Regions from separate parts of the Mus musculus genome. Here all the other regions are linked to region 1. A link is a loop called in an ENCODE intact Hi-C map of the cell type or tissue named here. Cell type or tissue: gastrocnemius. All regions are shown on one strand.

The links. Peaks named below come from ENCODE experiments on the same cell type or tissue, not always from the same donor. Only the 100,000 strongest peaks of a DNase experiment are listed, where the experiment ranks them.
Region 2: a loop joins it to region 1, with 3 times the contacts of the local background. A loop is called at or near these places in 7 of 42 quality-filtered maps.
Region 3: a loop joins it to region 1, with 5 times the contacts of the local background. A loop is called at or near these places in 20 of 42 quality-filtered maps.

The regions. Positions count from the first base shown.
Region 1 is chr12:84,585,272-84,593,271 of GRCm38, forward strand. Vsx2 (visual system homeobox 2) reads left to right here. Exons shown (of 5, transcript NM_007701.3): 4 at 6,900-7,080; 5 at 7,858-8,000. Among named protein-coding and RNA genes, the nearest start is that of Vsx2, 19 kb to the left of the region's middle. In gastrocnemius, a CTCF peak has its summit at 4,633 (motif pointing left); DNase peaks (open chromatin) are centred at 4,655, 4,978 and 5,412; H3K4me3 peaks cover 1,078 bases; H3K27ac peaks cover 810 bases.
Region 2 is chr12:84,479,114-84,487,113 of GRCm38, forward strand. The region is part of intron 5 of Lin52 (lin-52 homolog (C. elegans)); the gene reads left to right. Among named protein-coding and RNA genes, the nearest start is that of Lin52, 32 kb to the left of the region's middle. In gastrocnemius, no CTCF peak of the experiment used is centred here; no DNase peak of the experiment used is centred here.
Region 3 is chr12:84,467,843-84,475,842 of GRCm38, forward strand. All of the region lies in intron 5 of Lin52 (lin-52 homolog (C. elegans)), which reads left to right. Among named protein-coding and RNA genes, the nearest start is that of Lin52, 20 kb to the left of the region's middle. In gastrocnemius, a CTCF peak has its summit at 1,069 (motif pointing right); no DNase peak of the experiment used is centred here.

The sequences.
Region 1 (8,000 bases):
ATCCAGGCATTTTATGTACAAGCTGTGAGCCTAGACTGGGCAGATTTTGGAGCTATTCTAACTTAGATCCCAGCCACGTGTCCCTTGTCACTTGCTGTTTCTCCTGGCCACATGCTCATGGTCTGTCTCCTCTCATGGCGGCTTCCTCCTCTCTCTGTGCTCTTCTTCTCTCTCCTGTCTCTCTACCCAAGACACCCAGCCAGGTAACTGAAAACCTCTATGCCTACCTCTATCTACTGTCCAGTCACAGGCTTTAGCTTTTTATTGACCAATTAACTCAGGGAACAGGGTTCACACAACAAAAACTCATGTACCTGGGAGTTTCCTCTTGGTGATGGAGGGCAACTAGATCTTGGGGGCCAGTATTTAGCATTAGAATACACAGCAGCAGCAGACCAATCCCCTGCACTGACATTTGTGCCTGGTCTATAATGGGAAATGTAGAGTTTCAGTGGGATCTGTTTGGGTGAATCTTCAGGTGACAAGAAGGGAAACCAGAGGCTGTCTGAATTAAAACATGAAAGCTCCATGAGGAACTGGCTCAGTGGTTAAGAGCATTTTGCTTCTGCAAGCAGGCCGGGGTTCTGTTCCAACACCAATGTCAGGCAGCCCTCAACCACCTATAACTCCGGTTCCAGGGAATGTGATGTCCCTGTGGGCATCTTCACGGACATGCTGCATATGGTGACAAAGACACATGCACGCACGTATGCACACACTGAGATGGAAAGGAAAGTCTTAGGGTTGGAGTGCAGCTCGCATGTACATGAGTGAGCATTTGTAAGGTCCGGGTTTCATCCATGTGTGTGGGGCAGGGAGAGTGAAGCCTGGAAGTTAACTCTTGCCTTCTGCCTTTGGCTGCACTAACTATCATTGGTAAGTTCAGCTTTGCTAAAGGACAAGTGTAGGAGGCCAGAGGGACAGGTAATGCCACTGATTAACCTGCCCTTGGGGCAGACTCCCATTGATTTTCTGGGTCTCCTTTGAAGTCATAAGAGCTGGCAATGATTAAGCACCATCTGTATGATTTTAGGCACTGATTTTAGGCACTTTCCACTTATTTCATTTAATCTTCAAATAGCCCTGAAATGTAGCACAATTGTCCCTCATTGTCGAATACGGGGTTAGTTCTAGCCTTTCTCCTCAGGAACCCTCTCTATAAAATAACAGAGATGGTGATGGAGCATAATGGCAGAAAACCTGCCTAGTATGTGTTAATTAGGGGTGGGGAGCATAGAATTTGTACATAATGTATATGCATCCACATGAATGTATTAAACCAGCAGTTTATTGTAATATCTAATAGATGTAAATTTTATGTAAACAATGGTTACACTAGGTTACTTTGGGAATAATGGCACACATACAAGCATCTGTATAGGGCTAGGGACATGGCTCAGTGGATAAAGATGTTTGCTGTGCAAGCAAGTCTGATCTCCAGTACCTGTGTAGAAAGCTGGGTGAGGTGACACGTATCTGTGATTCTCCTTTTGAGAGGTAAAGATGGAATAGAAGTCACTGGCTGGCCAGTCTAGGCAATCTGTGAGCTCCATGTTTATTGACAAACCCTGTCTCAAAACATAAGGTGGGCCAGATGGTAGTGGTCCATGCCTTTAATCCCAGCACATGGGAGGTAGAGGCAGGTGGACCTCTATGAGTTTGAGGCCAGCCTGATCTACAGAGTGAGTTTCAGAATACCCAGGCCTACACAGAGAAATCCTGTCTTGAAAAAAAAAACAAAAACAACAACAACAAAAAAAAAGATAGAGTGTGACAGAGAAAGGTACCTGGACCCCCATGTGTGCATACATGGGTGCTTGCACGTGCATATACATCATTTGCAGAATACACATGGAATGTTGAACTCACGTTACCAAAGGCCAACTGCAGATTTTGATTTGAAAAACCTAAGATCACGTAGCACCTTTGAGTTCTGATTGCTCTTGGCTAAGATCAAGTCTAGTGACTTTTTAAAAAGAGTTATTTATCTACTTATGTATATTCGATGCATTATGTATATTCAGTGTGTGTAATCTGCATGTATGCCTGCATGACAGAGGGCATCAGATCCCATATGAACACCATATTCCATCACAGATGATGGTGAGCCACCATGTGGGTGCTGGGAATTGAACTCAGGACCTCTGGAAGGACATCCAGTACTCTTAACTGCTGAGCCACCCCTCCAGGCCAAGCATAGTGGCTTTTAAACTCAGTGCACACGATGGTTACTTGGATCAAGACAAGAGGAGGAAAAGCATGAAAATGGCTTACTAATCCCTTGTCTGCTTCCCTCCAAGGCAGTCATCATTTTTGATGCCAGCTGCCCTAAAGCAAAATCGCTTTGGCTTGTCCAGGTTTCCTCCATAAATTGCAGCCTCATCTGGTCTTCATGAGGAGCCAGACATCCCAGGAACTCATAATTGAGGACCGGAGTTCGAGCCACCAGCTGGCGCATGCTCCCCAGGGAGAGTGTCATGGGAAAGCTGACCTTCACACCAGTGATTTGTTTGCTGGAGGAGAACCCGAAAGGGGGGGGGGGTTCTGTTTATGAGCCCAGAACAGGTCTACAAGCCTATACCCCGTCTTTAGTTCCTAATTCGTCCTTTCTACCTCTCAGCCCCACTGTGTCTCCAGCACCTCCGGAATGCCTGGACCACCCAGGGGAATGCACCTTCCATGGAGGGCTGGCAGACACATTCTAGTATTTGCACATTCCATGATGCTGTCTCCAGAATCTCTAATCCAGACTGTGCTGAAAATGGAAAGGTCCTCAATCATTTTAGCATCAAAGCTCACGTGGTGGCAAAAGCAGACCAGGCCTTGTACCATTTCTGGGTGTCTCTTAGTGTGGGTAAGGGTGTGTTTGCTGTAGGAACTGAGGCTGGGGGAGATGGTAGTTAGGGCTCCTGGGCAGAGCGGTATTAGCATGTGGTACGTGTATCCTTCCTTCCTTCCTTCTTCAGTTTTGAGACAAGCGCTTATTTGACCCAGGGTGGTCTTAAACATCCCGTGTAGCCAGGGCTGGCCTTGAACTCCTTGTCTTTCTGTCTCTACCTCCCAAGTTCTGGGATTACAGGGTCGAGCCTCCAGGACTGGCTACATACACTTTTGTCACAGATTTGTTTTTATCTACCTGGGTGCCTGGGTAGGCCGTAAAAGAACATGGGCTACCTCTGGAGCTGGAGTTACAGGAGGCTGTGGGTGCTGAGAGCTGAACTCAGGTCCTCTGTAAGAACAGCACATGTTCTTAACTATTAGCTGTCTCAGCCAGGGGTGGTGGTAAGGAACACCTTGAATCCCAGCAAGAGGCGGTTGGATTTCTATGAGTTTGAGGCCAGCCTGGTCTACAGAGTGAGTTCCAGGACAGCAAGTTTACACAGAGAAACCCTGTCTTAAAAACCAAAGCAAAGCCTGGCAGTGGTGGCACACACCTTTAATCTTAGCACTTGGGAGGCAGAGGCAGGCAGATTTCTGAGTTCGAGGCCAGTCTGGTCTACAGAGTGAGTTCCAGGACAGCCAGAGCTATACAGAGAAACCCTGTCTCGAAAAAACAAAACAACAAACAAACAAACAAAAAGAACAAAAAAACAAAAACAAAACAAAAAACCCAAAGCAAATAAACACCCCCCCCCAAAAAAAAAAACCCTACTAAGAGTCTTTCCAGTCCAGGCTACACATACTTTTAAAAGTCTCAGCCTCTGGCTGCAGGTGGTGTAGCTAAGGAGCCCTGCGGTTCCCAGTCCTATTTTTGGTGGTTGGAATCTGTCACCATCTATTCTACCTTGTCTTGTCTGAGGGCTTGAGGGAACCAGAAGGCACTTATACAGGTGGGTCCTTTCAGATGTTGCCTCTGTTGGGAGAAGATAGTTTAAAACAAGCGAGTACTTTGTATAGGGGGACTAAGTGTTAATAGGAGGGAGATGGAAGAAGACCCGCCCCAGAGGGCAGACAGTGGGACAGATACCCAGGAGAACCGGCAGGCAGCCTTGGGGAGTAAGGCCAGGGTCAGACAAGTAGGCCATCTTCGTGGCTCACAACACTATTGCTCAGAGGGTAGCTATCTAGAGGATGTAACTTTATAAAAACTCTTATTCCTTGGCAGTTTCCCAAAGTGTTGGAAGTCTTAGATCTTTGCTTTCTGGGTCCCCAGATCTAAACCTAAATTGCAGATTCCAATCAGTGATGTGTGGGAAAAGTGTGGCTCTCTGGAAGATGCTACACCCAGGGAAGGTCCAGTGATGGCTTTCTAAGTTTTTGGTCTCTGAGAGCTTGGAGATAATCATGGCTTCTGAGGAGTGGCATTCCCATTTTTATTGTATTTTATTCAGACAGTCTTACTATGTAACCATGGCTGGCCTGGAATTCACCATGTAGACTAGGATGGCCTTGAACTCACAGAGACCCATCTGCTTTTCTCCCGTGTTGGGATCAAAGGCATGTATTACTGCATCCAGCCTTTTCCTACTTTTAGAGACTCCTGGTTATTTGCAAAGAAGAGATCCCCAAACACAGCTATATGGATTAATTAGAAGATGTTTTGAAAGGTGTGGTCTTTCCTTGCAGGAAGAGAGCATTCCTGTAGCTCACCAATATAGTTGGGTAGCACCAGGAGCGCCCCCTGCTGGGTGTGGCTGGCCCAAGTGACGATCTGCTCCCTCTGCGCCATCTGCCGGTGATGGCGGGAAGCGCCATTGAGCAAGGCCTCTGGAGCCCCGCGTCCGAGCCTTGGCTCCTGGGTGCCCAGGCAGCTAAGGGTTAAGCTGTCAGCGGCGCGAAGTTAAACAGGTGTCAAAGGCGCCCCATATATCTGCAGATTGAAATCAAATTCTTTGCCGTATAAAAAGATAAATTACCCAGGCGCTGCCGCGCGTCCCACTCATCACGCCAGCGCCAGACGGCAAGCAATTTTTTTTTTTAATGTGCTAACGACCTAATCAAGCAATCAAGTCGGAGAAGATTGCAGAGTGACCGGGGCAGCCATCTGCCGGCGAGCCCCGCATTCATTTCCGCGCCCCCCGCACCGGGCGGGGGCCGGGGAGGGAGCTGCCGGGGGAGAGGCGGTGGAAGAGGGGGGGAAAAATCCTAAACAAATTAACACCCAATTTTCCCCGTCTAATTAGTTAAATGAGAAGTGTTTGGGGTCCCCCGGGGAGGGGGAGCAGCTCGTGGTAAGGCGATCGCTGCCTCCCCAGCATTAATTAGTGCGGGTCAATGCCGTGGCTCCCAGGAGAGAAGCCGCTTTAATTTCCCGTGATATTTCAGTGCCTGAGGCCCATCGATTCAAACTGAAATTAACTTATTTTTCAATCAGCCCAGGGCTGCCCCTGGGGGTGACTCTTCTTTTGCCGCCTCCTGAATAGAGCCGGAGCAATTTTTCATCAAAAGCTGATACCGTGGCCGCCCAGGGCGGGGGAGGGGCCCGCAGGGAAGGGCGGGGGCGCCAGAGGCGAGTGGGTGGAAAGCACCCAGAAAACTGGTTTTCTGTTCCTAGCTTCCTATCCTGAGATCCAGATGGGACTGGATGCACCCGGGAGACTTTCAGGCCCATTAGATTCCCGGAGGGCATCAGCCTTCCTTTAGGACAAGGCTGGGGAAATTCTGGGCTCTGTCAGTAGCTGGTCTCAGGAAGGTTGTTTGGGGGATACGGAGACATCCTGATCCCCTGAACAGTCTGGATGCGTGGATTTCCTCTTGGAGGCTGCAAAGGCATTGTAACACGGTGACAGGATGATGGTGATGATGATGATGATGATGATGATGATGCAGCTGCAGACGACCCCAGGGGACCCCAGTGTCTTTCAGATTCAGCCTGTACCAGTTAACTCAGGGACCAAATATACAGTCCCTAGGGTGTCACCTACCAAGCTCTTCTCTGCCTCAATACTATAGAATGTCATATTCCTTCCCTGACCCAGGAATGTCACCCACTTGGTCAAAATTACATTCAATGTCAGGCCTGGAATGGTGGGGAGCAAGGTATGTGGGGGGCTATGGTGACTCAGCTGGGAGAGGGCAGGAAAATGTGGCAGGTGAGTGTTCAAGGAGAGCCTGCCACCTGCTGCCAGACTCACAGACACCTGGAAGTGCACGGGCTGTTCTGGGCTCATATTCTGGGCTCTTCCTGGTCTGGGGTGAAGAATAGGGCCAGGGGATTTGGTCTTTAAAAAAAATTATTATGTCATTGTGTGTGTTTGGGAGTCTTGCTTGTGTGTATGTATCTCTGCGCACTTCTTGGGTGCCTGGTACCTGCAGAGGCCAGATGAGGGGTGTCAGACCCCCAGAACTAGAGTCGAAGAAGGTTGTGAACTCTTGTAAGTGCTGGGAACCAAACCCAGGTCTTCTGGAAGAACCCATGCTCCTAACCACTGAACTGTCTCTCCAGCCCCTGGAATCTGTCCTTTTGTAAACCAGAGGGTCTCTTACAGCCATGGCCTGTAGGTTGGGTATCTATAAATGTGGCCCAACATGAAGTTGTAATCTTAGAATGGGGTCAGGCCTACGTGGTATTCAAGCCAGAACGCCATAGCTGACAGGACACACCTGTACCCTGAAGGTGTGTCTGCAGGATCCTCTGCACCTGTTCGGACACCTCAGCTGCAAACTGAGGCCCTTACTGGATGCTGCCCACCTGCTGGGCCTTGTCTGAAAGTGTCCCTAGCCTATCTTCCTAGAATGACTTTGACTTAAAACAACAAATGGACCCATTTTGCCCATGGTAGCCTCGAGTCTTGATGCCAACATTCTGAATACCCCCCTTAGTCTGAGACTCTGACTCTGTGGAGGAGGCGAGTTGCATTAACAACCACCCCCTCCCCCACCCTGAGGCAGACAGAGGGAGGGGCCTTGGGCCTGGAGTCTCTCAGAGTGAAGCTTTAACCACTTCTCCACCATGCCAGGTGTGGTTCCAGAACCGCAGAGCCAAGTGGAGGAAGAGGGAGAAGTGCTGGGGCCGGAGCAGCGTCATGGCTGAGTATGGTCTCTATGGAGCCATGGTGAGGCACTCGATCCCCCTGCCAGAGTCTATCCTCAAGTCTGCCAAGGATGGCATAATGGATTCCTGTGCCCCATGGCTACTGGGTAAGAGCCCGTGCCCTCCTTGGGGCCCTGCCCCTGGGGTGAGGAGAGCGGGCTCTACTCGGGGAGGAATCCGAACACTGGGTAGGGAGACCTGGGCCACTATGACCCCATGGCATTGAGGTCTTCCAAGCAGGCCAACCTGTCTTTCTGGGGCTGTCCTTTGACCTACCCACTGGGTGTCAGGACTGCCACTCTAGAATCACTGGCTCCTCACACTGGCAGCGTGAGGAGAACATGGCCCTTGCCCTAGAATCTGGAGTCCTTTCTCCCTGACTAGAGATGGGTTTATAGTAAATTAAATACTCCCTTTTGTGAGTTGAGGGGACTCCTGTGTCCCTTTGGTCACTTCTCTAGCTTTGCCCAAGAACTTCTTTGCCCCAAACCTCCCCATCTGACAAATCCCATCAGTTGCCCTCCAGGCCTGTGATAACAGCATCAGCTTATCTCAGGGGTCCTAAGGCCTGAAGTCCTATAACAGAGGGATAGGGCCATGTCCTGGAAGTACGGAACAGGGTGTGAGGGGTGGGGTGGGGGTGCTCAGAGTTTGATGTAGAAGGCTTGGTTCGCAGCTATTGGCCTGAAATTTCACCCTTGTTAGGCACCCTCCCACCCCCACCCCCCACCCCCAGTCCAGTTGTGGGACTTGACTGTGGTATGTGAAGAAAGGCGGCTTTCTGCTCCTCCTTAATTCTGGCCTCTCTCTATCTTTGCTGTTTTCAGTTCAAGATGGCTTTCCCAGGCGCTTTTCTAAACCCGAATACCAACAATTCTTTTTAGGGATGCACAAAAAGTCGCTGGAGGCAGCAGCTGAGTCGGGAAGGAAGCCCGAGGTGGAACGCCAGGCCCTGCCCAAGCTCGACAAGATGGAGCAGGAGGAACGGGCCCCAGAGGCCCAGGCAGCCATCTCCCAGGAAGAACTG
Region 2 (8,000 bases), 110 kb before region 1:
CCCTGTCTTGAAGAAACAGCTGACTTTGGAGCAGGAGGAGCCAGAGTCACACAGACAGGACAGATGAGAGTTGTCCTTGTGGAGGCGACCGAGTTTGCTCTGCACACTCTTATGAGGAAGCTATCTACTCTGAAGGAGCCGTGGGCAAGGGCTAGAGGACCACCACAGGACCAGTATCCGTGAATACTCGAGACTGCAGCAATGGTGGGATTCAGAGGAGACTGTAAAGGACTCAAAGGTCTAGCCTTACTTCAGCGGTAATAATACATTCCTCAAGACTTAGCAAATGGAATTCCAACATACATTCAGTTTGTGTCTTAGCAGAAGTTTTTTCTTCTTGGGTGAAGAGTGTATTTGGGGTTTTCTGAGGCAAGGTTATGTATGTAGTTCATGGCCTCAAATTTTTGATCATCTTGCCTTCACCCTGAGTGCTGGGATTATTGGTAATGATCTTCAGGGCAGGTTTCAAGAAAGCTTTTCGAGACAAACAATAGAAAAAGAAAACCGATGGGCTAATGGAGAGGGGACACATTTGTAAGGAAAGGTTACAGGTTCGGTTTATTTGTGTGCATGTATTTGTAAATCCGTGTGATACATGGAGAGACCAGAGCTCCATGTTGGGTAAACTTCCGTCATTTCTCCCCTGTGCTTTTGAGACTAGATCTCTCACAAGAGCTGGGGTTCCCATTTTGGCTAGTCATTGGGCCAGGGCCCCAGAGCACTGATTTCAGGGGTGTGCCATTGCCCTTGCCTTTATGCCTAGGAGCTGGGGATGGGCAGGCAGGTCTTGAGTAGAGCGCTTTATGGACTGTGGCTTCTTGGTTGGGTTTTGATATGCAGTGTGGCACTGAGTATAGTTGGAGCCATTTCCCAGGCCTCTGAGTGTATGGATGACTGGAGCCAGTGGAGGGGAATTTAAATGGAGTGAGGAATGTGTGGAGAATGTAGACAGCTTTTTCAGGGTTTGGCTCCTGTCAGGAAGAGAAGGTAATAGCCAAGGAAAGAAGTGGAGTCGGCATTTACTGTTTGCTCTAGGACAATTGGCTTGAAATGCTTAAATTCTTTTAAAGATTTTGAAATCTTTGTCTCCATGTATGTTGGTGCACCAACTGTGTGCATGGTGCCTAGTGAGGCCAGAGGAAGGCATTGAATCCTCTTGAGCTAGAGTTTCTTTTGGATATGAGCCACCTTATAGGTGCTGGGACTCAAACCCAGGTCCTCTAGGAGGGCACCCAGTGCTCATAACTGTTGAGTCGCGTCTCCGGGGGCCAAAATGTTTCAATTCTTAAGACAAAGGCAGACTACATGGGGTGAAGGGAAGAATGCAAGTCTCTTGAGAGGCTTGAAGGGGTGGGTGGAGAGCACAGGCACATTGGCCTTGGATCAGGGAGTACGGCTCCATTACTCTGTCATAAAGAGAGATTGGAATCAGTGACCAGTGAGGTTTGTGAATTGGTGAGAGCAACTGTTTGAATCACACACTTTCCCTTCCTGTGTCTAATTCTAGTCGCAGGAAATGAAGTTCATTAGCATAAACTGAATGTCAGTGTCATATACAGATTAGACTTTTGAGTTAAGATTTTTCTCTTATAAAAATTATATACATCTATATGTATACTAGAAAATATAAACAAATCAAAAATTACCTAAAATTAAATCATAATATAGTAGTCACTGTTAAGCATCTTACCAAGCCCTCTAAACATGCCTTCCAAGTGATATCATATTGAAAGACAGATAAACCAGGCGGTGATGGCGCACACCTTTAATCCCAGCGCTCGGGAGGCAGAGGGAGGTGAATTTCTGATTTTGAGGCCAACCTGGTCTACAGAGGCCAGCCAGGGCTACAAAGAGAAACCCTGTCTTGGTGGTGGGGGCTGGGAGAAGAGAAAGAAAGAAAGAAAGAGAGAGAGAGAGAGAGAGAGAGAGAGAGAGAGAGAGAGGCAGGCAGGGAGGGAGGAAGGAAGGAAAGAAAGACGTGTGTGCATACATACTCATACATGTTATTATGCAGATATGCAGATAAAATTTTACATGTCCACTACTATACCATTCCTAGTCTCTCACATGTTTTCTTGTTCTAATGTGCTATGAAGACTTCAGAATAGTAGGCTATGAGCATTTACTTTTTATTGGAGTGATTATTTCAGTGGTCATTTAGGTAATTTTTAGCATCTTGCTAATGTAAATCATGCTGCAACAATCATCTTTTCTTAGGTCAAATTAAATGTACTTTTAAAATTTGTGAACATAGAGGCTGAAGTGTAACTCTGATAGGATGTTTGCCTAGGTTACACAAAGCAGGGCCCGGGCTTTGACCCTTTGTATCACATAACAGGGTGGTCAGCATGCTTGTAGTCCCAGCACTAGGGAGGAGGGAGCAGGAGGGTCAGAAGTTCAAGGTCTCTGCTATGCAGTGAATTCGAAGTTAGCCTGGGATATGTGAAACCCTATTTCTAGATAAATGAATAGAAAGAAAGGTTTAACTGGTTTCCCTGGGGTCATGTAGTTATTTGTAAATCTAGAATTAGACCCCAGGTCTTCTGATTGTGATTCAGGGTAGCCTTGCCTGTCAGCAAAGGAGCAGAGCTTATGTTTCTTGGCTTCACTCTAATACTCATTTGATAAAATGTGATTTGCTTCTTGGAGCTTGTAAATAAAACTGCTTCTCCTTAACAGTAGCTGTTGATACTAGATACTGATTTGATGCTTAGGACACTTTCGGGCTTAAAGTGCTTCTCATTAAAAGCAAGAACAGCTTGGAGACCATGCCTTGTACTTACCAGATAAATACAATTGAGATCTAGCTATTGGTAATGATTGTGTGGGTTGAAACTAGTAAAGTTTCTTAGAACTGTTATTCCTCTAGAGAATAAAATCTTAATATATAAAATGAAAATGACATTTGGGTTCTCTGAAGTGTAAAATGGACTTGGAATCGTCAAGGGGTCCTATTGTCGCAAAATCGAAACCATGCCAGTTCCATCCTCCAAACCTTTTGTTTTTTTTTTTTTTAAGCCTTTATTTCTTGATAGGACTCATAATTCAAATCATATTAGTGCTAATTTGGCTGGCACCTATCCTATATAGATGCACAGTCTTAGCATTGACTTGATGCAGCCCCATTGACACTCTTTTATATAGAAGTCAGTTAGGAAAGCCTGTGTTCTTATTTCATCTTCCGAGGGCGATCCTAATGTTTTTAACAGCCAATATTGCATCTAATTAAGTTGGGAGAGGTGAGGAGAGAGTGCCTGTGGTAGAATCCTCCTTTTCTCTTCATTCAGGATTTTACAAAAGGCCTTAGAGGATAAAGGGACCCCAAATCCACCCTTCTCGGCTTTAGTGGTAGGGTCTCTTAAGCCTGTTGTTTAAGGAATAGGCATTACTTCTTTGGGTTTTTTTTTTTTTTTTCTGATTTACTTTATTGAAACCAGACTTGCACATCAGTTATCACATCAGACAGCACATGCAGAGATGGTCACATTAACTGCTGCAAAGCCAAGTATCGCCAGAAGTATCAACCCTAACAGGCCTTTAAAATCCCCTTTGGACTGTTGAAAAGAGGTCAGATGAAAACTTCAGAATGGTTATTTATTGGGGAACAAGAAAACTCCAATTTACTCACTCATTGTAGCTCCACTTTCTCATTTTAATGCTCAATCCTTGCTCAGGGCGGTAAAAGATGTCCTACACCTACAGAGATGGCGTAGAAGGGGGGACATCACCTTTCTGTTTATTGCCTGTTGCAATTTGGCCTGTTCACAGGCAGAATTGCTCTGTGGGTGCTTCTAGTGGAGAGAAGAGGAAATCAAGAGAGCAGCAAGAAGTCAGCCTTTGCACATGACCTACGAATTAGCTGATTGTTAACATGCAGTTAGTTAAGAGATGATTGCAGCCTGAGGAGTCATGACCTCAACTTTTCATCAGCTCCATTGGCTTGTGCCTCACTTTGGAAATGAAGAGGTCTATGGGAAGTTTTAATTGTACCTGTGTGATTTATCCCTAGTCAGCTCTTTAATTTCTTCTGGCTGTCTGAGGTTTCCGACATGCTGTAAATTTCCCCAACTTTTTCATTATCTGCAATTTCTTTATGACTCGTGAATCGGAGTGGAGAGAGAGTGGATTTACAGCGGAGATAAACACGTCCATAAAGTCTGTACCTGTGTCAGTAATTGTACTGCTGTCAGTGACTGTCCTGTTTTACAGGCCTCTCTGGGGAAGGGTACAGGCTTCACTCCCAGCGGCACCGCAGTGTTTGCTTTGATTTGCATTAGCTTGCTAGATTAGGTAGGGATGCTTGCTAGGAATTGATGCTGGACCTTGGCCTCTCTTGTTTGCTCACTTGCTTGTGTGTGGTCCGATGACGCCCTAGGATCAAGCTGTGGTGCTGGATGGGACGTGGACAAGTAATGTTCACCCCCTAAATGAAGACACAGCTTAGGGGTCTTCGTTGCACATTAAATGTGAAGAATTCTTCGTTTCTAAAGTCATTGTCTACAACAATGCCTTTGAGATCCCTTCCTTTTCCTATCACTGCTGATCCTAGACTCCCCCCACCCCCGCCTTTTCTTAGCATTCTAAGATGCAATTTCTCTTGCAGAACACTCATTTCTAGCTAAAGTTAAAATAAAGACTGTCTCTGCCTTGTCTTCTCAATGGTTCCAGTTGCCTAAAGTGGTATGCTGGCAGCCATTCACCATGAGAAAGGCGCTCTTAGAGAAAACGTCTCAATGTCACCTGCCTTTAAGAAGGCGTTTTAGAAGCTGATAAGGTGTGGTGATACACATCTTCAGTTTCCTCGTGCTCTTGGGAGGCAGAGGCGGGCAGATTTGTATAACTTAGCCTTAGCCTGGTCTAAATAGCAAATTCCAAACAGGCTGAGGCTACATGACGAGACAGTCTCAAAAAAAGGTATGTGTGGCAGGGAGGGTGGGGTGAGGAGGTAGGGAGAGGTTGCTTTTTAGAATGCCTTTGGCGGTTCTTGTCTGTTATTTAATAGCATTTTGGGAAGAAAGTGAAAATTAAAAGAACTTCCCTTTAAATAGGTGGGACTGCAGACCAAATGTTTTCCTTCTAGTATACCTGATAGTTAAGTAGACCCTTCAGGGTCAGAACTCCTTGCCTACGCTGAGCCTTCAGTGATGTTCTTTAAAAAGCCAGTGTGTGGAAATACAAACAGAAGACGGGTGATAAACTCAGGTTCTCGTCAGCCACGGCCCAGGTACTAGTGGAGTCATTTGGCGATTTCCCCGTGCCTTTTGGTCTTTATGCTGATTGTCATCATTTTTGGCCACAGCTGACCACAGCCATCTACCAGTAGATGGGAGTGGGGAGATTAATGGAGATACAGAATTGAGTTCTTTTCAGAAACATGATGAAAAATAATCTTTTTTTAAAGAAAAGGCCCAAATGAAATTTGAAATTCTCTGGGGGCTGCTGGGTGTGGTAGCTCATCTGTAATCTCAGTATTCAGGAGGATCGGGAGTTCAAGGCCAGCCTAGTCTACAAATAGATTCCAGGTCAGCCTGAGCTATATAGTAAGACTGTTAACAAAAAAAATTATCAAAAAGTTTTAATTTTTACCATTCCTTTTGTCTTAGTGTAGAATTTCTTCTTAATCCGCAATGGGTTAACTGTTGTGTTTGGGTGTGGCCTGTGACTCCAGTCATTCTTGACCTTTAGAACAGGAGGGTCCCCTTTTAGTTTTTAACACCTTTTCTATCACATCAACTTATTCTTCACGGTATAATCTTGTAAAACTACTCTGTCACCTAATTCTTTGGGAAAGTTGTACTGCCGGGCTATCATATCCTCTATAACACAGAACTCTAAGATAACTAACAGGATCTTAGGTTATTCACTTAACTTGTTGCTACCTACATCCCGTTTTATGAACTTAAAACTCTTTTCCTTAGTGAATGCCTGTAGTTGACATCTATTTTCATACAAACTTTTTTTTCTTTTGTCAGCTTTATGCAATCTAAGTACAGAAAGTTTCACCTCTGTGTCTGCTCAAGTCAAAACAAGGTGCAATTTCTAGATCTGTCTGATGGAAGTGGGCTCTGTGATTGCTGAGGCTAAGGAGCTCAGTATTACTAAGAACATTTCCTACCAGAACATGGTTTGAGTTGGGGTGGGGAGTACATAGCTACACAAGAAAACAGAGAAAATTGTCTGCCTTTGCTGACGTCAGCAGCTGTCAAACGTCACTATTAGACATAGAGGAAAATGTCTTTTAAAAGAACAGCACATTAAAAAAAATATTTCATTGCTAGTGAATGCTACTGTTCTTTAATGGGCTTTCTCCATGGCCTTTGGTTAAGTTTAACAAATACAGAGGTTGAGGGAGGCCAGTCACCTGTCTCTAGCTTTACAGTGGACAGGCAGCCTTCTCAGTGACACTCGAGAGTGACACTGGAGCTTTGGCTGCAGTGTTGATCTACAGACTACTGATAGAAGGGCTGGTTCTTGTGTGTATGTGTGTCTGTGTGTGCACACGTGCATCCGCAGAAACACATAAATACAACTTGCTGAGTTCAGTATTGCTTGTATGTGTGTTTTTAGGGCTGCTCTCTTGATATTGAATAACCATTTAGGGTCTCATCCCTTGGGGAGACTGTTGCTCCCTCTCTCAGTAGTCATTAATTTTCTGTAGCTCTTCATCTAGGTGTGGGGTCCCAAGGGATTGCATAGCATTTTTGTTTTTGTTGTTTTTCTATTAGATCCAATATTCTTTGTAAGTGCCACTGCATTCTTGTGCTAAAATCTGAACTCCAGCTTTGACTATTTGCTATTTTTGCTACAACAAACATACTCATCCAAGTAGCTATCATTTTCCTCCAGAATATTGAGTTTATTTACTTGTTTCTTGACAGCAAGCTTTATCAGGGACTCTTTATTTTGGATCGTCTCTTCTAGCCAAACTAGCTGTAGAATTGATCTTTTCTCCAATATCCACCACATTGTACAATTAGAATAGTTCTGAAACCAATGGACCGGCGACCCCATTCCCTTCAGATCCCCAGTCCCTCGGTGGCTCTCTGCTGTCCCTAGGGTAAAGCACCGTCTGTAACGTGGCCGTCTACTCTACATCCCTTGCCTCTCACACCCTGCTCATCTCCCCACATGCGTGTTCTCTGAGCATGTGTTCTGTAGGTCCCAAAGGAGGAATGGTGAGGTAAAGAAGTCAGCAATGACTCTTGGGAGAGGTGAAACTTGAAACGATACTTGGTGGCATTTGCGTGTCAGTGGAATGAGTATACTTCAGACTGGGAATAAACTCTTAAACGTACTAAAAAGTATGTTGAGACAGCAAGCCTTTAGTCCCAACTAATGGAGGCAAAGATTTCTTGAGGTCAAGGCCAGCCTGGTCTACAGAGTGAGTTCTAGGATAGCCAGGGCTACAAAGAAACACACACACCAACTGGGGTCGGGGTTGGGGGGTGGTGGTGGGGGTTGGGATTTGGCAAGGAAGAACCAGATTGTCAAGAACCCTGTGGAAAATCGTTTCCTAAAACCTGGTGGCCGCCCCTAAGGAGGCGGTGATGGGCCTCGGGCCTTGTGAGAGGTTTTTCAACATTTCTTGTTTCGATTTGCTATTTTTAAAATGAAAATAAATAGGGAAAAAACTCAATTCTTTTTAATTTTTAGGGAATAAGCTGATATCCTAGAAATATTCAATTTTTTTAAATTGTTGGCGAAAAGCCTGTGATAGATATTTCTAGCATGGAAAAGAGAAGTATTTAGTTTTCTGATTTCCGTATATTTAACAAAGCAGATTCTAAGAAATAAGGGGAGAGGGAATTGGTAATGTTTTGTTTTACACAACAGCAGGGATTAGTGAATCAGGGACTAGACTTTTTTATTGTGTTTGACATACATAGCGCTGCCTAAAAGAGGCTTTTATAGATTGAATGATTATGGAAGGCCTATGTGAAATTAAGTTAGAGGCAATTCTCACGATTTAACAAAAGAAAATGTGATTTGTAGATGACACA
Region 3 (8,000 bases), 120 kb before region 1:
AATTGGTGTTTTAATGATGAGGAGTAGTGTTTGTAGATCTTGTGATACACACACACAGACACACACACACACAGACACACACACATACACACACACACACACAACACATTCATTATCTTAGTTAGAAATTTCACCACAGTGGTGAATAGAAGTGGTAAGAATAGATGTCCTTTTTGTCTTTCTGATCTTGGGCAGAAAGCATTTAGTATGGTGTTAAAGACTGGTGAGTTCATAGATAATTTTTAATCATGCATGTTCGTTTAGCAGTTTGAGTGAGATTGTTATTTGGCTAGATTCTTAGAGTTTTAAAAAGCAACATTTTATGTAAAAACAATAATTGAGACTTCATTTTGAACTTGCAAAGGATTTATTTCATTTTTAACTGCATATATGTGTGCATGCATGCTTCTGAGTGCCCAAGGAGGCCAGAAGCAGCCGCTGCCCCAGAACTGCTGTCACTGGTCATGGTGAGCCACCTGCTACGGGAACTGGAAACCAAATCATATCCTATACAAGTAATGTATGCTGAGTTCTTTACTACTGAGGTATCTGGCCAGCCCACATTTAAACCTGTTACTTCACTCAATTAATTACATTGTTGAAGTTTGTACCAATGTATGGTATAAAGTGGTTGTACCAAAGAAAAAACCAATGTTTCCAAACTCTTCTATTAGTACCCTGTGTGCATGTGTTTTTGAAAAGTAGCTAACTATATTGAGAAATTATTCTCCTCCTACATACTTTGCTTATGGGACAGGATATTGCTTTGTATAGCCAGACTGGCTTTGAACTCAAGGTAGTTTTCCTACTTCCGCTTCCCAGGTATTAGGATTCAGAGGCATGGACCACAGTGTCTATCTAGCTCTAAGGACAGTTAGCCCTGTTGAATTCAAGTTTTAATCTGTGATTAAAGGAGGCTAACTGTGACTCTACACTCTAGGATTACTTCTTTGGTGTCAAGGTTTCTTGTCTGGCTTTTATAATATGACCTATTCAATACTGGCTGTACTGTGTCTGTGTCCTTGGTGAAAAGGAAAAAAAAAATCATCTCGTATCTCACCTCTAGATGGCAGCATAGGTCTTACAGTCCTTCTAAATCTGCCATACTGCTTGAACTGGGCTTTTGATTTAGGGAAAGCAGGTTTTAAAAAATTATTTGTTTGTTTGTTTGTTTGTTTATTTATTTATTTATTTATTTAATGTATATGAGTACACTGTAGCTGTGCAGATGGTTGTGAGCCATCATGTGGTTGCTGGGAATTGAACTCAGGACTTTTGCTCGCTCCGGCCCTGTTTGCTCTAGCCAGTAAAGCAGTTTTTGTGGGGTTTATCGGACTGTTTGTCTAACTTTTTCCTTTTTTTCTTTTTCTTTTCATTCATTCCTTTTTTTTCATTGCTCCATCTCATTTTTTAAAACTCATTTCCCTTTTGAAATAATGTATATTTTCGATGCTCAGAGTCCTTTAGTTTTTTTATTATCCAAAGTAGTATTTTGTACTGAATTGCAGAGGTTGGATCGTCAACATTCTAAAGGTGTGATTGTTCAGTTCCATTCTCATCCTTGGATAAAGGCTCTAAGAATGGGCTCGCCTGGGTGCCTCTCTTACTGTAGTCTGTAGTCTGTCTTGCAGTCTTAGACTCGGCTGTGTTATTCTGCACTATCAGGCAATGCCATGTTAAATGAAAACAAGAATTGATAAAATAAAAAATAAAAAATTGATAGAATAAACTTGGGCTAGTTGTCCTTAAGAAAAATTAAAGTATTTTAAAATAAGGTTTTTAAACATTAAGTCATTTTGAATGATCTGATGAAAGAAAGGAAGAAAGAAAGAAAGAGAGAGAAAAGAAGTCCCATTCAGCAGCTATTGATGTCACACAGGCTCTGGAGGGACATGAGGCTGAATAAAATACCATCACTTCACTGTGCACATTCAAATCTATGAGGGAGGGGAGAGGTGGTAAGTAATAACTCTTAATAGACCTTAGAGAGATGAGTTCTGTAAGAAAACAAAGAAGTCATTGTTTTGGAGAGAAGAGGGCAGTGTAAGCTGCTACAGGAAGAGCAAATATGCTTCCTTTTATGTCAGTATAAATTGATCAGTAAGGCCTGTCTAGAACCACTGAATTGAGGATTCTGATTTCTGAGAAGTCAGTTTAAAGGTTTATTTATTACATGTGAGTACACTATAGCTGTCTTCAGATGCTCCAGAAGAGGGCATCAGATCTCATTACAGATGGTTGTGAGCCACCATGTGGTTGCTGGGATTTGAACTCAGGACCTTTGGGAGAGCAGACAGTGCAAGGCTGAGCCATCTTTCCAGCTCCTAGAGAAGTCAGATACTCAGTTACTGATGTCTGCCCCAGGCAAGAAAAAGGAACATTGTAGCACTGTTTGAAACATTGAGAATAATAGACTCACTGGGTGGAGACGGTCCATACCTTTATGATTCTCTGGATTTTAGGCCAGCTTGGACTACAGAGCAAATTTCAGGACAGCCAGGACGACACAGAGAAGCTCTGAGTTTTGAGGTTTTTGGAGGGTGGGGGTAAGACTTGAGGAGATGGCTCAGTGGATAAGAGCACTTGTTGAATAAACATCCCCAGCTCCCACATAAAAAAACCAGGCTCAGCCATGTGTGTCTGTAACCCCAGTATTACGTTATAGGAACAGGAGATACTGGAATTCTCTGTTCCCTCAGTGGCCAGCGTCATGTTCCCTGCACACTGTGTGAAGAGAATAATAAAGTGGAGTATTGTAGCTGGTCTGTGCCACTTTGTGGGTTCTTCTCCCCCCGCCCATTTCTTCTCTAGCACTAGATAGGAGAGGGAGACTTTCGGAAGAGCAGTCAGTGCTTTTACCTGGTGAGCCATCTTGCCAGCCCCCGAAAGCACATTCTTATAATATCTCTGTGTTTTTAAAAAAAAAAAAAAAACAGAATCCCAGAATTCTTACTACAGAGAATGACAGAAGAGGACACCCAAAGCTATCTTGACTCTGCATGTGCACCTATGGGTGTACATACACACCACCAACAACCACCACCACAATGGAAATGAATTTTAAAGAACATGTAGAATCTTCATGGGTAGAAATGGAAGGGAACATAGGTGGTTTGAATATTAGGAGTTAAGTAGAGTTTTGGAAGCAACAACTGTATTGAATGGTGTGAGTGATAGAAGTGAGTTTCCAAGGACCCCAGATGGTAGAACTCAGGCTAGAACAGCATAAGATACAACCATAGCTTATCACTACGAGGTGACTGCTGTAAACATCTGATGTCTCTTGGCTCCTTTTATTCCCTTTATTCATGGATTTATACTTGCCCATATAGATACACAGGGGCACCTGCTTAGGTTTTTTGTTTGTTTGTATCATTGTTTTGGTTTGTTTGTTTGTTTGTTTGTTTGTTTGTTTGAGACAGGGTTTCTCTGTGTATCCCTAGCTGTCCTGGAACTCACTCTGAAGAGGAGGCTGGGCTCGAACTCACAGAGATTTGCCTGCCTTTGCCTCCTAAGTGCTGGGATTAACGGCTTGAGCCACCTTAAGTTTATTTTCCTCTTCCTAAAATGTCTACCACTGAAGACTGTTTAATAGGACAGTCACACGCCTGTAGGAATCCCGGGTAATGTCAGACGGAATGGGTTTTGAGAGCCCAGAGGCAGGAAGTTGAGGATGGAGCTCTAAGGGACGTGAGAATGGAGGACAGCGCAGAGTGTATCTTCAAGCTCTGGGCAAGCATCTAGACTCACCTTAGGAGATGAGGTGAAGTTAGACTTCAGCATGCTAGGGCTTGGCTTGTTTTGTTTTGTTGAGGCAGTTTCATTGCAGCCGAGGCTGACCTCAAACTCGGGTGTACAGAGGAAGACCTTGAACTTAATTCTCCTGATGAAGACTGGGATCACTTGTGCGAGCCACCAGGCCCGCTTGGTTTATGTGATGCAGAGATTGAACTCAAGATCTTGTGCATGCTAGACAAATGATGCGCTAGGTGAGGCACATCCCAGACTCTCACACTGCTCAGGGTCTCATTAGTGACGGGGAAGTCAGAAAGGGAGATAAGATGCTTGATTAACACAGCAAAAGTCATCTAAATGTGAACTGACAGTAACTGGTACCAAAAAATTGCTGCATAGCTATCTTTGGATTGTATCTGCACCAATTTAGTTCATCTTAAGAATGAAGACTGCAATTTCTATGTGGTTAGAGAAAATGCATGGGCATCTCATCTCCCAGAAAGGCGCTTCCCACCTCTCCTTTCCTACTAACATCAGGAATTAGAATTTGTTTTCATTGTCTGTGATAGACAAAAACACCTGTGAAAGTAACCCCCATTTCCATGTATATTGATCATCTCTATAGTTAAGGCTGGAGAATCAAGAGAGCATAAATTCAGATCTGGACTTGGCAGTGTACATCTCTAATGACTCTAGGTGATAGGAGAGGCATCAGGAGTTGAAGGGCAGGCAGGCTTCGCTGGCTATTGACTTTCAGGTCAGCCTGTGACCGTGTCTTGCAAGGGAAAAAAGGGATACATTTAAATTATTATAACCTAAAAAATAAGTCCTGGGAACTTGATTCAAAGGTACTATAAAAATGGCTGATAAATCTTTTTTTTTTCAAATACCATTCAAAACTTAACATGATTTCTTTTGTTTCATGCATTACCATAACATCTCACCATACTCATTACTGTGGTGTTCCTGTTTAGATAATAATACAGTATAAACTCTAGGATCCCCACTTTGAAAGGATCAAGGTTATTTCTCATAATTAGAAATTGTCAATTTAGCTTTCAAGTATTTTGTTTAAAATGTATTAAGATAATGGGAAATAGAACATGCCGGTATTTCTCATTTTTCCCTTGGTTAACAAATTAGGATGCACAAATCCTTAAATTACCTTTAAGGCTTATAAGCATTCATATCTTTTATCCATTAGTCAAGTTATTTTATAAACCCAACATTGCATCTGAAATGGTTTTACTCACAAAGAGGATTTTGCCATAAAATGCTTCTGGTCTTTTACTCCCTTCTGATTTGGGGAGGAGGGGCAGGATAGAGGAGAGCAGACAGGGCATAAATCAATTAGGATAAGATTGCTTTCAAAGTATCATTTTGTATAATACTACAATATATGTTAGCCAAGAAGATGTATATTTAGAGTAAGTAGTGTGTGTATGTGATGAATCTCAATGATAACATTTGAATCCTGGGTTCAGACCCTAGTGCTGTAATCACAGAAAGACCAAATAGGTCCATGGAAATTAGAGGGATAACCAGGTAAACTGTTCTGTATTCTTAAAGGATAACACAGCCATTAAAAATAATGTAAATATCAGAGAACATCTACTGACAGAAAGTCCTCACATGTAAGGTCAGTTCTAAGCATAAAAAAGCAGAACATTGGTCAGTGAGGTGGCTCAGTGGATGGATAACTCTGCTTATTGTCTGATAACCTAAGTTTGGTCCCTGGAACCCACACAGTATAAGATAAGAAAGTGACCCTCTGACCTCCATATATGCAGGATGTCATTCATGTGCACATATACAAAACATAAATACAAGTATGCCTATACATGTGTGTGTGTGTGCGCGCGTACGTACAATTTTTTTTTTTTTTTTTTTTTTTGATTTTTCGAGACAGGGTTTCTCTGTGTAGCCCTGGCTGTCCTGGAACTCACTTTGTAGATCAGGCTGGCCTACAAACTCAGAAATCCGCCTGCCTCTGCCTCCCAAGTGCTGGGATTAAAGGCGTGCGCCACCACACCCGGCTGTACGTACAATTTTGAACAGGGCCTTTATGTAGCCGTAACTGACCTGGAACTCCCTATGCAGACCATGAGCTGGCCTTGAACTCACAGAGAACCTCATGCTCTGTCCCAAGAGCTGAGGTTAAAAGTGTGATACCACACCTTGCCCAATAAATAAATAAATATATTTTTAAAAAAGAAAACATAAAATCAGCAGTTTTATTTTTAGTTTTGAGAGTAGGAACATAGGTAACTGTCAGGAAGGAAATACAAATATAGTTAATTTCTATTACAACTGACTTTATATTATTTAGGGAAAATACTAATAAAAATTAGGGAAATTGAGATACCATTTTAAAAATAATGGAAGTTATTTAAAAGATTCATTCCCTGTTTTCCTGAGAATTTTTTAATTCTTTAATATACTGTTTCTAAATAAGAGTCATTTTGCCAATTAAAAACAATTGGTCAGCTTTCACAGTAAAGACTGAGGTTAAAAAGTAAATGCTAGGGTTTTTTTCCAACTTTGGCACGTTCTTGCAGAAGTACAAGTCTGGGAGAGAAAGGAGTGTAAAACTGTTAGGTCAAGGGCAAGAGATGATTTGGTTGGTGTCTTTTGTGGCACACACCCTTGTCATTCCAGCACTGTAGAAGGAAGGAAGACTGCAAGACAGCTGTCTCAGTAATAACCCAAAGTGGGCTGGAGAAATGCCTCCGCTGTTGAGAGCACTTGCTGTTCTTGGGGAGGACCAAGTTCCCAGCACCCACATACATGGCAACTCACCTGTAACTTGAATTCCAGAGGATCTGATGTTCTCCTGGCACCAGTTGTGGACATGCACACACATACACACATGCAAACATTGTAGACAATAAATACACTTTTAAAAACATAAAGAAGCATCTTTATTGTTTTTTGAGGTTTGTTGTTGTTGTTGTTGTTTTTCTAGACAGGAATTCTCTATGTAGCTCTGGCTGTCCTGGAACTCACTCTGTAGAGAGGCTGGTCTTGAACTCACAGATCTGCCTGCCTCTGCCTCTCAAATGCTGGATTAAAGCCATGTGCATCTTTGCAAATGTTGGCCAATTTGCCAAGTTTTATGTTTTGGGCTGTCTTGCTTGTAGTTGGAGAATTAAATGCTCAGTATTAACTATACAGTAGAAGCAGAGCCCCTGAGAATGCCTGTCAGTCTGGAGTAGAACTGCAGTCATTGGTTGGAGAGATAAAACAGGGAAGGTTTGTCAGATTCATTTTAAACAGTAGTTCCAATAGAGTTGATGGACGTTGATCCCTTCCTAGGCTTTAAATTTAGGAATGATTGTGTTCATGGGGAAATAAAAGGGCATATTCTGGTTTTTGGTTGTTTTTTTTTAATGTTTAGTTATTGATAAGCTGGAGATTCCAACCTAACAGTATTTCCTGGCTTAGATAAAATATTAATTCCTTTGTTTTGTCTGCTGGCTTGTGTTGAAAATATAATCTGAGAAGAAATGACATTGCATGAGACTTTATAAAAGAATACAAAGTACTTTGCTGTGGGTACTAGAGAAATAATGACATTGACATATATAAATGAAAAGTATCTCCAACCATTACATCTAAATTAATAGTTTGTTAAAAGGTACATTTTTATATAGCTAGAGAAATCTCTTGATTAGGAAAATAAAACAGTTGGTTGACTGTTTTAAGAGGTTAAAGACCAGATGTTGGGGTAAGATGTCTTTCAAGAGAACAGTTGACTCTGACAAGTCTGTTTTGGATATGGAATGAGAAAACAGAGCTAAAGTGATATTTCTGACCCCAAAATATTTATTATTCCCAGGGTTGGTGGTTGTTTGTGTGTTTGTTTTGTTTTGTTCTTGTCTTTCAATAAAGTTTTAGAGTCGGAGACATACTTTAGTCAGTAAAGTACTTGGAGCAGAGTTCAGTTCTCAGAATGCACATTTTACAAAAGCCAGGGCTGAGGAGGTAAAAAAAAAAATAGGGGACCCTGGGACTTTCGAGCTGGCCAGCCCATCCTACTTGACAGATTCTAGGCTAGTTAAAAGACCCTGTCTCAAAAACAAGGTTGACAGCTTTTGAGGAAAAACACCTAAAAAACACCTAAAGTCTGGCCTCCACACACAAGCTTTAGGGGATGGAGCTGAGGCTCAATTGAGTGTTTGGCAAACATACTTGAGGCCCTAGGTTCGATTCCCCAGCTCCACAGAAAGATGGCATAATGGGACATATCTGTTTTCTCAGCAGGT